Regions from separate parts of the Homo sapiens genome. Here region 1 is linked to region 2. Evidence: chromatin contacts called from ENCODE Hi-C or POLR2A ChIA-PET data. All regions are on one chromosome and are shown on one strand. Each heading gives the region's core, a stretch centred on a gene start or an enhancer-like site at or near the end of the contact. The rest is flanking DNA. Distances are from core to core; before and after follow the strand shown.

Region 1 (6,356 bases), core at 1-2,500, 92 kb after region 2:
ATCACGGCTCACTGCAGTCTCGACCTCCTGGGCTCAAGCTATCCTCCCACCTCAGCCTCTGTAGAGCTAGGAGCTAGGACCACAGAAACACGCCAACATGTCTGGCTAATTTTTTTTTTTTTTTTTTTGAGGAGTCTTGCACTGTTGCCCCCTGGAGTGCAGTGGTACGATCTCGGCTGACTGCAACCTCCGCCTCCAGGGTTCAAGCGATTCTCCTGCCTCAGCCTCCCGAGTAGCTGAAATCAGGCGTGCGCCACCACGCCCAGCTAATTTTTAGTATTTTTAGTAGAGACGGGGTTTCACCATGTTGGCCAGGCTGGTCTCGAACACCTGACCTCGTGATCCGCCCGCCTCGGCCTCCCAAAGTGCTGGGATTACAGGCGTGAGCCACCGCTACCTGGGTAATTTTTAAATTTTTTGAAGAGAGGCTGGTCTCCAACTTCTATCCAAATTAATTCTCCCTCCTAGGCCTCCCAAAATACTGGGATTACAGTCGAGAGCCACCGCGTCCGGCGGGAAAACCCCTTTAGCATCCCCTCTCCCAGTCCATAGAAAGTGCCAGGGCTCGCCCCTCCCCGCACAACGGCTCCGATTATAAAGTGGTTAGACACAAGAATTTACTTAAGGCCGGGCGCGGTGGCTCACGCCTGTAATCCCAGCACTTTGGGAGGCCGAGGCGGGCGGATCACGAGGTCAGGAGATCGAGACCATCCTGGCTAACACGGTGAAACCCCGTCTCTACTAAAAATACAAAAAATTAGCCGGGCGAGGTGGCGGGCGCCTGTAGTCCCAGCTACTCGGGAGGCTGAGGCAGGAGAATGGCGTGAACCCCAGGGGGCGGAGCCTGCAGTGAGCCGAGATTGCGCCACTGCACTCCAGCCTGGGCGACAGCGAGACTCCGTCTCAAAAAAAAAAAAAAAAAAAAAAAGAATTTACTTAAGTTGCAGGGAAAAGACGTGAATGCGCTTGTGTAACAGGGTGGAGCACCTCCGTCTCAAAAGGATCTTGAGGACCTCCCACCCCAAAAAGGGCCAGGGCGAGGATGGGAGGTGGGACCACCCTCGGATGCACAAGGCTGGGCCAGGCTGACCCCTAGCGGCAGGGCGGGCGCCCGAACGGTGCCCGGATCCAAGATGGCGGGGCTGGAGGCAAGAGCGGGCGTAGGGAGGAGATTACGTTCCGAGGCGGAGCCTGGGCTTGGGGGCGGGGCGGGGCCTGCGCCTAGGGGGGCGGGGCGGGGCGGCGCTCTAGGCCGAGCGGGAGGTCGGGGCTGCGGGCGCTCGCTGGTGGCGGACCCGGAGGCTGCTGCGGCGCCGGGGCTCCGTGGCCTGGATTGAATCCGATCGGGAGCCATGAGCGTGGACAAAGCTGAGCTATGCGGGTCTCTGCTCACCTGGGTAGGTCGTGGGGCGGGGCTAGGGGAAGGTGAGCGCCCGCTCCTCTTGCCCGGGATCCCTGGCCCTGGTTCGGTCAGTCTCTTGGTGCTGGGGCTGGGAGGTGCGGGGTCGTCGACTTGCTGGACCGTTGGACTCTGGCCCGAGCACCCGCCCCCGTCACGTGGCAAGTCTGCGTGGAAAGGACAGGTGAGGCCCCGCCCCTCTGTGGTTGGTTCACGTGGGGCGAGGACACAGGTGAATTGGCCTGGTCACGTGGTGCCTGTGGGGCCCAGGTGACTCGCGATACCACCCTGGCCTGGACGCGCAGGGTTTGTTGGGCAGAGGTGAGGTGAGGCCACGCCCCCTCCGGTCTCAGGTGAGCAGAAGCCAGTCCCTCGCAGAGCTGCTGTGGCGGAGCAGCGCCCGCCCCACCATGTGAGGTTCGCTGACTGGAAAAGTCTGCAAAAGGGGAGCGGTTCGGCGCTCCCAGGCCCTAACTCTTTCCTTGTCCTTTCCTTTACCCCTCAGTTACAGACGTTCCACGTTCCGTCTCCCTGTGCCAGCCCTCAGGACCTGAGCAGCGGCCTTGCCGTAGCCTATGTGCTGAACCAGATGTGAGTGGAGCTGAAGGGGAGGATCCCAAAAGTGTCCCCCAGTCTGCTCATCCCACCTTCTCGCCCCCAGAGACCCCTCCTGGTTCAACGAGGCATGGCTCCAGGGCATCTCGGAAGATCCAGGTCCCAACTGGAAGCTGAAGGTGACAAGTGGACTCCTGATTAGAGGACAGACTGGTGAAGAGATGACCAGGGACGGGCCAGCTAGGCACATGTCCTGGGTGATGGGCAGGAAGAGGGACAGATGTCTGGTGATCAACCATTTGTTCATCCATTCATCTATGGAGTACTCACCCTGTGCCAGGCCTGGGCATTCAGCAAGGAATAACACAGACAAAAACCTGCCCCACACAGCCATCATTCTAGTGACAAGCAACACATACACAACCATAAAAATTAACTTCCAGGCTGGGCGCAGTGGCTCATGCCTGTAATCCCAACACTTTGAGAGGCTAAAGTGGGTGGATCACCTGGGGCCAGGAGTTCAAGACCAGCCTGGCCAACAAGTTGAAACCCCATCTCTACTAAAAATACAAAAATTAGCTGGGTGGGGTGGTGTGCACCTGTAATCCCAGTTACTTGGGAGGCTGAGACATGAGAATCACTTGAACCTGGGAGGTGGAGGATGCAGTGAGCTGAGATTGAGCCATTGCACTCCAGCCTGGGCAACAGAGCGAGACTCTTGTCTCAAGAAGAAGAAAAAAAGAAAAAGAAAAAGAAAAAGAAAAAACTTTTGATGCCAGTAGTTCTGTGAAGACAACAAAAAAGCAGGGCTTTGAGAGAGAGCAATGAGGGCATAGGTGGCTGATTACATCAGATGGGTTAATCTCCAAGTGAAATTTGGGGGAACGGTGTTCCAGGCATAGGGAATAGCAGATGTAAAGGCCGTGATTTGGGAATAAACTTGGTGTGATGGAGGAATGGCAGAGAGGGCAGAACAGAGCAAGAGGGCAAGATTTGTAGGAGATGAGGTCATCAGGGGCCTGGCAGGCCATGGTGGGGGTGTGGATTCTATTTTTAAGTGCTGTGGAAAGTCAAGGCAGGGTTTTAGCAGAGCAAAGATGCAACCTGGCTTGGGCTTTATAAAGCTCCCCCTGGCTGCATGGAGAGAAATAAAATGTAGGCAGCAAAAGTGGAAGAGGAGAGGCAGCTGGTGCACTAATCCAGGTGAGAGGTAAAGATGGATGGGTAGGGCTGAAGGATGGTGGGGCAGGTGGTGAGAAGTGACTTGGTTCTGGAGACATATGAAGGAAGATGGTCAGGCAGGCCGGGCACAGTGGCTCATGCCTGTAATCCCAGCAATTTTAGAGGCTGAGGTGGGAGGATTGCTTGAGCTCAGGAGCTTGAGACCAGCCTGGGCTACATAGCAAAACCTCCTCTCTACAAATAAAAAAAAGTAGTCGATTGTGGTGGCATATGCCTGTAGTCCCAGCTACTGGGAGGCAGAGATAGGAGGATTGCTTGACCCCAGGAGGTCGAGGCTGCAGTGAGCCAAGATTGCACCACTGCACTCCAGCCTGGGTGACAGAGCCAGACCCTGTCTTAAAAAGCTAAAGCAAAAAAAAAAAAAAAAAAAAAAAGAAACAAAGATGGTCAGGCAGACAAAAGGGGCAGACAGCCAGACAGGTCACCCCTAGAGGAAGGCGCACGCAGACAGAATAGGATGAGATGAGCAGGGAAGGAGAAGTGAGGTGGAGAGAGGATGGGACCTACAGATTCAGAGTGGGAGGCCTCTGAACTTGTCCACAGTTCCTTGTTCCTCCCTAGGTCAGCAATCTGAAGATGGTCTTACGGAGCCTAGTAGAGTACTCCCAGGATGTGAGTAACTGTAAAGGGATTCAGGGGGTTGAGTTGGGAGAAGGGTGGGCCCATGAGCCCCTGACACCCCCTTCTCCCCAGGTCCTGGCGCATCCTGTGTCAGAAGAGCATCTCCCAGATGTGAGCCTCATTGGAGAGTTCTCAGACCCGGCAGAGCTCGGCAAGCTGCTTCAGCTGGTGCTGGGCTGTGCCATCAGTTGCGAGAAAAAGCAGGGTATGGGGAGCTTAGGGGGTCCCCAGGGCTGGCCTGAGGAAATCCTCCTTCCTCCCCACCTCACCCCTGGGTCTCAGCCTCCCCCACCTTGATCCCCAGACCACATCCAGAGAATCATGACGCTGGAAGAATCGGTTCAGCATGTGGTGATGGAAGCCATCCAAGAGGTGGGTGGGGGCACTCAGTGTGCAATTGGAAAATGTCAGGAGAGGGGACATCTCTAGGGCAGAGAGAACTGGGCACAGGTCCTGCCCTGGTAAGGTCTGGACTCTGCCTGGAACTCAGCTGGCCAGACATCTCTGTCTCATGTGTCTGCCAGCTCCTCCCAGCTCTAAGTCGCAATCTAGCAGGCTCAAGGGATCTGGCTTCCCTCTGTGTTGGAGGCAGGAGGGCAGCCTCTGGGCTGGGGTTATTGGGCAGAACTGGCCTTGACGGGAGGATGGAGAGGTTCTCAGGTTGGATAGTAGATACTTTGAAGGCTGGCCTCAGATATCCAGTTCATTACAATGCCCCTTCCCACTCCTCAGCTCATGACCAAAGACACTCCTGACTCCCTGTCACCAGAGACGTATGGCAACTTTGACAGCCAGGTAAGAGATTTGGGGGAAAGGTGTTCCAGGCACAGGGATCAGCAAATCCAAAGGCCGGGAGTTGGGGATAAGTTTGCTGTGATTAACCTTGTGACTTAACCTTGTTAAAGGTCCAGACCCCACTTACAGATGCTCAGGGTAGCCTAAGGGGGAGGGGCTTGTCCTTAAGCCTGTAAGCCACGCCCATCTTCCAGGGTGCTAGCCACTTCCTGTACCAGGTCTCCAGTGTTCTGGAATCGCTCTTCCTTCAGTCTCCAACCCCAGCCCTGTTTTCTTTTCTTTTCTTTTTCTTTTTTTTTTTTTTTTTTGAGATGGAGTCTCACTCTGTCACCCAGGCTGGAGTGCAGTGGCACGATCTCGGCTCACTGCAACCTCCGCCTCCCGGGTTCAAGCGATTCTCCTGCCTCAGCCTCCCGAGTAGCCAGGACTACAGGCACACGCCACCACACCCGGCTAATTTTTGTGTTTTTAGTAGAGAAGGGGTTCGCCACGTTGGGCAGGCTGGTCTGGAACTCCTGATCTCAGGTAACCCACCCGCCTCAGCCTCCCAAAGTGCTGGGATTATAGGCGCGAGCCACTGCACCCGGCGCCAGCCCTCTTTTCAATCCTGAGGGTTTCTTGGCCCCCTCCATTTGGCCTCTAGAGATCTCAGCCTCCCTCCCCCCGTCCTTCTCCTGAATCCCTGAGTTCCTCTTCCCCCTCATCTCTGCAGTCCCGCAGGTACTATTTCCTAAGTGAGGAGGCTGAGGAGGGGGACGAATTACAGCAGCGCTGTCTGGATCTGGAGCGGCAGGTAGGGCCCTAGGTGGGGCAGGGTCACTTGAGTAGCCCCTCTCCAAGCCCAAGCTCATCTTTCTGCCCTGCCCGCAGCTGATGCTCCTGTCAGAGGAGAAGCAGAGCCTGGCGCAAGAGAATGCAGGGCTGCGGGAGCGGATGGGCCGGCCTGAAGGCGAGGGTACCCCAGGTCTCACTGCCAAGAAGCTGCTGCTGCTGCAATCCCAGCTGGAGCAGTTGCAGGAGGAGAACTTCAGGTGTGGTCAGCTGGGGACTGGGCCAGGCAAGCCAGGGGACCGGGGGAGGGCAGCCCCCTCATGTGCTCTTCCCCCAACACCCCCAGGCTGGAGAGTGGCAGGGAGGATGAGCGCCTGCGCTGTGCCGAGCTGGAGAGGGAGGTTGCGGAGCTGCAGCACCGGAACCAGGCGCTGACTAGCCTGGCCCAGGAGGCACAGGCCCTGAAGGATGAGATGGATGAACTACGGTGAGTGGTGGGTTCCTGGGTCCCCATCACGGGGGGCGGGGGGTAAACCTGTTTCCAGAGTTCCCCTCTGATGCCATAGCAGCTCTGTAATTTTCATGTGCCCAGTGAACCCCCAATATGCCCCCTGGACTCCACAGTGCCACCCTGAGCCCTACAGAACGCCCAAGGCCACATTGCACTATCCTGAATTCCACCATATCCCCTGGACCCCACACTGCCCCCCCCTTATCCCACAGTATGCTTCCAAGACCCCATAGCATCCCTGTGGCCCCCCAAAACACAAGAACCTCCCCTACAATGCTCTGCAGATCCCACTGCACAGTTTGGGCTTCATAATGCCCCTGGATCCCATGGTACCTTCTAGGACTCCACAATGCAATTACTTTGCACCCCCTTTTGACTCTACTGTGCCTTCTGTAACCACAAAGGGCTCCACTGGGCCCCTATAGCATCTCTGTAATGCGAAGGTACTAGTGCACCCCCCAA
Region 2 (6,590 bases), core at 58-2,557:
CAGCATTTTCATTGGTCTGTCCTGCCTCAAATGGGGGGCAGCCCCTCCCCTGCCAGGTGGGGCCCAGCATTACCTGCAGGAATCATGACAGATAAGGCAGTGGCTGAGGCTGATTTGATGACTTTGCCCCCAGTTCGAGAAGGCCTCTTCTCTACTGCCACATCCCCTGACATCTGCTGGTGCCGCGCCCGGCGCAGAACCAAGTCATTGGTAGCCCTTGGGCCTGATGCATCCCCATCCTTCGAGGGTGGGCAGAGGTCACCTGGGCGTGGACGGTCAGCTGCAACAGAAAGCAAGTGTGTTAGGAATTAGTCCAAGGCCAGGGATTTCCCACATACTGTTTCCCTGCCTGGAATGCTCTTTCCACTTTTTACCCTTGATGGATGGTGAGTTTCATCTGAGCAGGTAACCTGCATGCCTCACTGCTCCTCATATAGAGACATAGTCTGTATCGGTCTGTATCACTGACTGACCATGGTATTGGGGTGTTTCTAATGTTAAGAATCCCAAATTGGGCTGGGTGTGGTGGCTCACGACTGTAACCCCAGCACTTTGGTAGGCCAAGGAAGGCAGATCACTTGAGGTCAGGAGTTCGAGACCAGCCTTGCCAACATGAAGAAACCCTGTCTCTACTAAAAATACAAAAATTAGCCGGGGGTAGTGGCGCGCGCCTGTAATCCCAGCTACTCGGGAGGCTGAGGTGCGAGAACCACTTGAACTTGGGAGGTGGAGGTTGCAGTGAGCCGAGATCACGCCACTGCACTCCATCCTGGGTGATGGAGTGAGACTCTGTCTCAAAAAAAAAAAAAAAAAAAAAAATCCCAAATTGCAATGTGAATAGGACCTGAGATCTTTCATAAACAGCACCAGGCTCGTGGGATGCTCACTATATGACCAGTAGGACATTGGGGAAGATTGGGGAAGGCAGCACGATAGGGCACTCACTGGCCTCGGAGTCCCCGGCGCTGGAGGTGCCTTCCCCTTGAGTCTCCTCTTTGGGGGCCCGTGCATCCAGGGATCCCGCGGGGTCGGAGCTGGGCCGGGGAGGCCTGCGCAGCCGGGCCTCATCCTCGTCCTCTTGGGGGGCGCTGAAGCGGCTGGGCTCCAGCAGCGCCGAGAAACGGCGGCGGGCGCCCAAAGGGGGACTGGCCTCTCCCTCCAGGAAACTGGCCTCGGACGCGGAGAATCGCTTGCTGCATGGAGGGGGCGTGGTTATGGAAGACACGCCCCCTTCGACCCCGCCCCCAAACTCCGCCATTCCCCTGCTCACATCTCCGGAGAGCCCCCTCTCCAGGTCTTCTCACGCAGGGTCAGGCCGCCCAGCCCCTCCCGCTTGCCGGCCACCTTCTCCTCGGGGCCCTTGGTGCTCGGCTCCCGCTTGCTGCTCCCTGCAGCTGCTACTGGGGTCTTGGGCTCGTGCTGCGACAGCTGCTCCATGCTGCTATACACCTGTAGGTGGTGGTGGGAGGCAAGTCCAGCCCGGGTTCCACTTTCACTCCGGAGCTAATCAGCTTCCTGGCAGTGGATCCCCCGCAAAACGCACTCCACCCTCCGAGGCCTGGCTCCGCCCAATTGTGCATGATCCCCCAACCTACAATTCTTCAGTTCAGGCCCCACACCACAAAGTTAGGCACTGCGTTTTATTCTAGGCTCTGCCCCGACGATGCCCTGACCAATCTGCTCTCTACACAGCCCCATCTTCCCAGCAACCCCCTTAATTTATGTCTCCTTAGCCCAGGCTAGGCCCTGCACGCCTCTACAAGTTGCTTCTCAAAGCAAGGCCTATGGCTTCTCTGCCCGTTATTAGAAAAAATAAAAATAAATAAATAAAAGCAAGACTTCGCTGGGCTTTACTCCGCCTTCGCTGCTGGCCTCATTCCCACGTCCTGACCCCGCCCCACCCACACCTAGCCCCGCCCCACCATGGCCTCAATCTGCACAACTGTCCTGATTCCTGTTAGATTCCACTCAGTGCCAAAGGCCCGTCCCATAGACTCCCGAACCTGCCTCTTGCGTGGCCTTACCACCTTCCAGACTCCCGCCCCATCAATAACTTCCCGCTCCTGAGACCTTGGGCACCAGGGAACCTGTTTCTCACTGTCTCTCCAAGCCCCATCCCTCCTGGGGTCTCGCCCTGTCCCACACCCAGACTTGGCCCACCTTGCTGAAGCGCGGAGAGCAGGAAGAGAACTGGCGGATTTCCACGGGCTCCTCCTCCGTCGTGTCATCCTCGTCATAGGAGTTCACGTGGTGATACCTGTCTGAGCGGGCTGGGGAGCGGGTATGGGCTGTGACTGAGGGTACGGGGTTCCTCCTCATATCACATCCCCACAGGAGCCCAGTCCTGGTTCAAGACGGGTTTACAAGTCTTCAGGTCAGGCCACGCCCCTGCCTCATTAGTGTATTTAATTTAGGCTCCGCTCCCAGGCAAGGTCCTTGCCCCATTCTCAGTGGCACCGTCTAGCCCCGCCTCCAAAGAGGCCACGCTCCACCTACAGTGCTCTGCACCCTGGCATCACCCCAGGCCATTCTGAGCGCTAGTACCTCTCTCTAGTTCAGTTCCAGGCCCACACTCACAACTCACCCAGGCCAGGCCCCACACCTAGCCCAATCTCAGGTTCTTACCTACATTTCAGCCTGAGCCCCGCCTGTATGTCAGCCCCGCCCCACTTGGCCCCGCCCCCACCAAAATACCACCTTCGCACCTAGGCATCACATCTTGGTACTTAGCCAGGCCCTATCCCAGGCTTTACTTACCCCAGGGTCCCTCTTCCCGGATCCCACCCCTCGACCCAGGTCGTGCCTGGTGTCCCAGCTCACTGTCAAAGTAGCTAGTGTCATCTTCCGACTCTAGGTGGGGGATGAACTCGGCCTTCTGCCTCAGCAGCCCTGTCCAGTCCAGGTCTCGAAAGAAACTGTGCTGCTTCACCTCAAAAGCGCCGCCTGGGACGGAAGGGATTCCAGCCACAGCTGATGGCCAACCCAGCAGCCCAGCCCCGCCCCCCATGTCTTCCGCCCCGGGGCCACAGCACAGGCTGGGCCTGGGGTTTTGGAGGCCTGCTCTCTATCAGTGGGCCCTCAGCTCCTCTGCATGGCGGACTTACCTGCCCCAAGCCTGACCAGAGGGTTGGTCTGCAGGAGGCTGGATATGAGGAGTTGGGCCTCCGTAGGTAGGGCCTCATCCCCCTCGGGCCACAGGATGTCATCTGCAAAACAAAACGGAACTTAGGGGCGGTTTTTGTTGTTGTTGTTGTTTGGACACAGGATCTCACTGTGTCACCCAGCTGGAGTGCAGTGGCACGATCATGGCTCACTGCAGCCTTGACCTCCTGAGTGCAAGCGATCCTCTGGGGGGTCGCTTTTGAAATCCCTGGAACCCTGAGCCTGTCCATCTCTCCGTGCACACCACACTCTGCCCCTGTACACTGCCAAGCCACGTACCACTGATGACCTGTCCAAATAGCTCCTCTGGTGTGTCTCCGAAGAAGGGCACACAGCCCACCAGGAACTCGTAGAGGATGATCCCCATAGCCCACCAGTCCACTGGCTTGCCGTAGCCTTGACGCAGGATGACCTCGGGCGCGATGTACTCTGGGGTCCCACACACCTGGGGGCAGGCTGTCAGCCCACGCCCCAGCCAGAGGAGGGCCCTCAAGGGAGAGCTGTGCCCCCCACCAGGCCCTGGGTTCCCGAGGTCCTGCAGGGTCACTCCACCCTCAGCGACCCCCATGCCCGCACACACACCTGTTTGTCCAGGAACTCTCGGGCGTCCTTCTCGATGTGGCCTTCATATAAGTTGGTGGTGAGGCTCATGAGCCCCATCTTGGAGAGGCCGAAATCTGTGAGCTTGATGTGACCCATGGAGGTGATAAGGAGGCTGTAGGCACAGGTGGGGATCTCAGGGATGAGGCCCGTCCATTCTGCCTCCTGGCCTCCCGAGGGACAGAGGGAGTGATGGGAAAGATCAAAGCTCACTTGTCAGGCTTGAGGTCGCGGTGCACGATGCCATAGTTGTGCAAATACTCCAGGGCTAGCACCGTCTCAGCAAAGTACATGCGGGCCATCTCTACGGGCAGCGCTCCAATATTCTTCAGCAGGGTGGCACAGTCGCCGCCTGCAGGCCAGGAAATGGGCCCGCATAAAAAGGGAGGCATTCCTCTCTCTGGACATGCACCATAGCACCAACTTCTCATGTTATGTTGTACCCGTTTTATAGATAAGGGAAACTGAGGCTCTGAGAGGGGCCTCCCTCCCTCCAGGTCCTCTACTGGGTTCTTCTTGTCCTCTTAGCCATCCTCCAAAGTTGGTGTCATCAGCTCATCTTATACACAAAGGGATGGAGACTCAAAGAAAGGATGGGTCATGCAGGCAGTTGTTGGTAGAGGTGAGGTTTAGTTGGGGAACAAAGGCTACCCACTTATCAACTGCATCTGGAAGCACAGCCCTCTATCTCCTGGTGTCTGAACCTTGGAGCTGGAAGCCTTAGATGCAGATTCTTGGTCTTCACTAGATTTTTTTTTTTTTTTTTTGAGACAGGGTCTTACTCCATTGCCCAGTCTAGAGTGCGGTGGCAAGATCACAGCTCACTGCATCCTCAACCTCCCAGCTCAAGCAATCCTCCTGCTTCAGCCTCCTGAGTAGCTGGGACTACAGATGTGAGCCACCATGCCCAGCTGATTTTTAAAAAATTGTTCAAGGCTGGGCATGGTAGCTCACGCCTGAAATCCCAGCACTTTGGGAAGCCAAGGCGGGTGGATCACTTGAGGTCAGGAGTTCGAGACCAGCCTGGTCAACATGGTGAAACCCCATCTCTGAAAAAAGAATACTAAAGTTAGCCTGGCTTGTTGGCAGACGGCTGTAATCCCAGCTACTCGGGAGGCTAAGGCAGAAGAATGGCTTGAACCTGGGAGGCAGAGGTTGCAGAGATCCAAGATCGCACCACTGCAGTCCAGCCTGGGTGACAGAGCAAGACTCCGTCTCAAAAAAAAAAAAAAAAAAGTTTTTTGTAGAAACGAGTTTCATTGTGTTGCCCAAGCTGGTCTCCAACTCTTGGGTTCAAAGGATCCTCCTGCCTCAGCTTCCCAAAGTGTTGGCCACTGCCTCTGCCCCTCTGCCAGATTTACTGTAATTGGCATTGGTATTTCAGTTTCTCAATATCTATTTCCTTTTTATCCTACAAAGGCTAGATTTCCTTCCATGTGCAGCAACCGGGGCAGTATGTAACCCAAGTTGCTCCAGTGAGTTAGCCCTTGGAATTTTCACTCTTTTCCTGTAAGAATTGCTAAGCTCATAGAATGTAAGCTGAGATCTGCTAGATGGCAACCTTGCTACATGAGGGCTTGTCTAGAAGGAAGCCCACATGTGGGAGTACAGAGCCAAGAGATGGAGAGTTTCCTGATGGAATGGTTTGAGCACCTACATCCAGCCATTCCTGAAGGTAATATTGGTTTTTCAATCACCAATGACCAAGAAAGCTAATGATTTCTTTCTTTTTTCTGTTCTCTTTTCTGCGAGATTTTGCTGGTTTCAGAAACTCTCTGAGGGTGGGGCCCAGGAATCTGCATTTGAGCACATCTATTGTGCACACAGACCCACCATAGAGATACTGATTTGGCCCCCTTCTCTCCTCCTCCTCTGCAATGAACCTGGACTAGAGCAGTCATCTACCTCCTAGTCTCCTGATTCTGCTCTCTCCACAAGAGCCAAATGGATTATCTTTTCTTAATTTTTTTCTTTTTCTCTTTTTTTTTTTTTTTTTTTTTTTGAGTCAGAGTCTGGCTCTGTCACCCAGGCTAGAGTGCAGTGGCTCCATCTCGGCTCACTGCAACCTCTGCCCACTCACCGCCCCCGGGTTCAAGAGATTCTTGTTCCTCAGCCTCCCGAGTAGCTGGGATGATAGGCGTGCACCGCCACTCCTGGCTAATTTTTGTAATTTTAGTAGAAACAGGGTTTCATTGGCCGGGCACAGTGGCTCACGCCTGTAATCCCAACACTTTGGGAAGCCGAGGCAGGCACATCACCTGAGGTTGGGAGTTCGAGACCAGCCTGGCTGACATGGAGAAACCCCATCTCTACTAAAAATACAAAAATAGCCAGGTGTGGTGGTGCATACCTATAATTCCAGCTACTCAAGAAGCTGAGGCAGGAGAATCGCTTGAACCCGGGAGGAGGAGGTTGCGGTGAGCCAAGATCACGTCATTGCACTCTAGCCTGGGCAACGAGTTTAGCCAGAGCGAAACTCTGTCTCAAAAAAAAAAAAAAAAAGGAAAAGAAAAAAACAACAACAACAGGGTTTCACCATGCTGGGTAGGTTGATCTTGGACTCTTGACCACAAGTGTTCTGCCTGCCTTGGTCTCCCACTGTAAGTGCTGGGATTACAGTCGTAAGCTACTATAATGGGCCTCCAAATGGATTTTCTTAAAACATAAATCTGATCATATCAAATCTTCTTAAAACCCTCCATTAGCTGGACATGGTGGTGCCTGCCTGTAGTTTCAGCTACTTTTGGAGGCTGAGGTGGGAGGATTGCTTGAGCCCAGGAGTTCAAGGCTGCAGTAAGCTGTGATCACACCACTGCACTCCAGCCTGG

What was found. Hi-C counts contacts between places; a loop is a spot of excess contacts on that map. ChIA-PET counts read pairs that join two places held with the same protein, here RNA polymerase II (POLR2A). Pooled maps may share reads with other maps.
Region 1: a pooled map shows a loop between it and region 2 (6-fold over the local background). The contact joins the promoter of HOOK2 here to the enhancer-like site in region 2. A Hi-C loop is called at or near these places in 8 of 50 pooled maps. POLR2A ChIA-PET finds 5 or more read pairs at or near these places in 15 of 52 experiments (B cell, CD8-positive, alpha-beta T cell, Caco-2 and 11 more).

The regions. Positions count from the first base shown.
Region 1 is chr19:12,770,446-12,776,801 of GRCh38, reverse strand. It overlaps HOOK2 (hook microtubule tethering protein 2), which reads left to right and starts at 1,250. Exons shown (of 23, transcript NM_013312.3): 1 at 1,250-1,397; 2 at 1,905-1,990; 3 at 2,061-2,133; 4 at 3,758-3,808; 5 at 3,890-4,022; 6 at 4,122-4,189; 7 at 4,550-4,612; 8 at 5,325-5,405; 9 at 5,483-5,643; 10 at 5,730-5,870. The coding sequence starts at 1,353. RefSeq lists a silencer at 1,187-1,406, a cis regulatory region at 791-1,432 and enhancers at 969-1,647, 1,648-2,328, 4,859-5,359, 5,360-5,860.
Region 2 is chr19:12,862,333-12,868,922 of GRCh38, reverse strand. It overlaps MAST1 (microtubule associated serine/threonine kinase 1), which reads right to left. Exons shown (of 26, transcript NM_014975.3): 13 at 3,976-4,114; 14 at 3,745-3,877; 15 at 3,442-3,607; 16 at 3,105-3,206; 17 at 2,821-2,943; 18 at 2,161-2,270; 19 at 1,271-1,449; 20 at 946-1,193; 21 at 74-280. Among named protein-coding and RNA genes, the nearest start is that of MIR6794, 13 kb to the right of the region's middle. RefSeq lists enhancers at 1,054-1,348, 2,570-3,357, 3,358-4,146 and a cis regulatory region at 992-1,772. Within about 2 kb of position 1,307, at least 5 of the 41 ENCODE cell types and tissues checked have a DNase peak (open chromatin) inside an H3K27ac peak, as active enhancers do.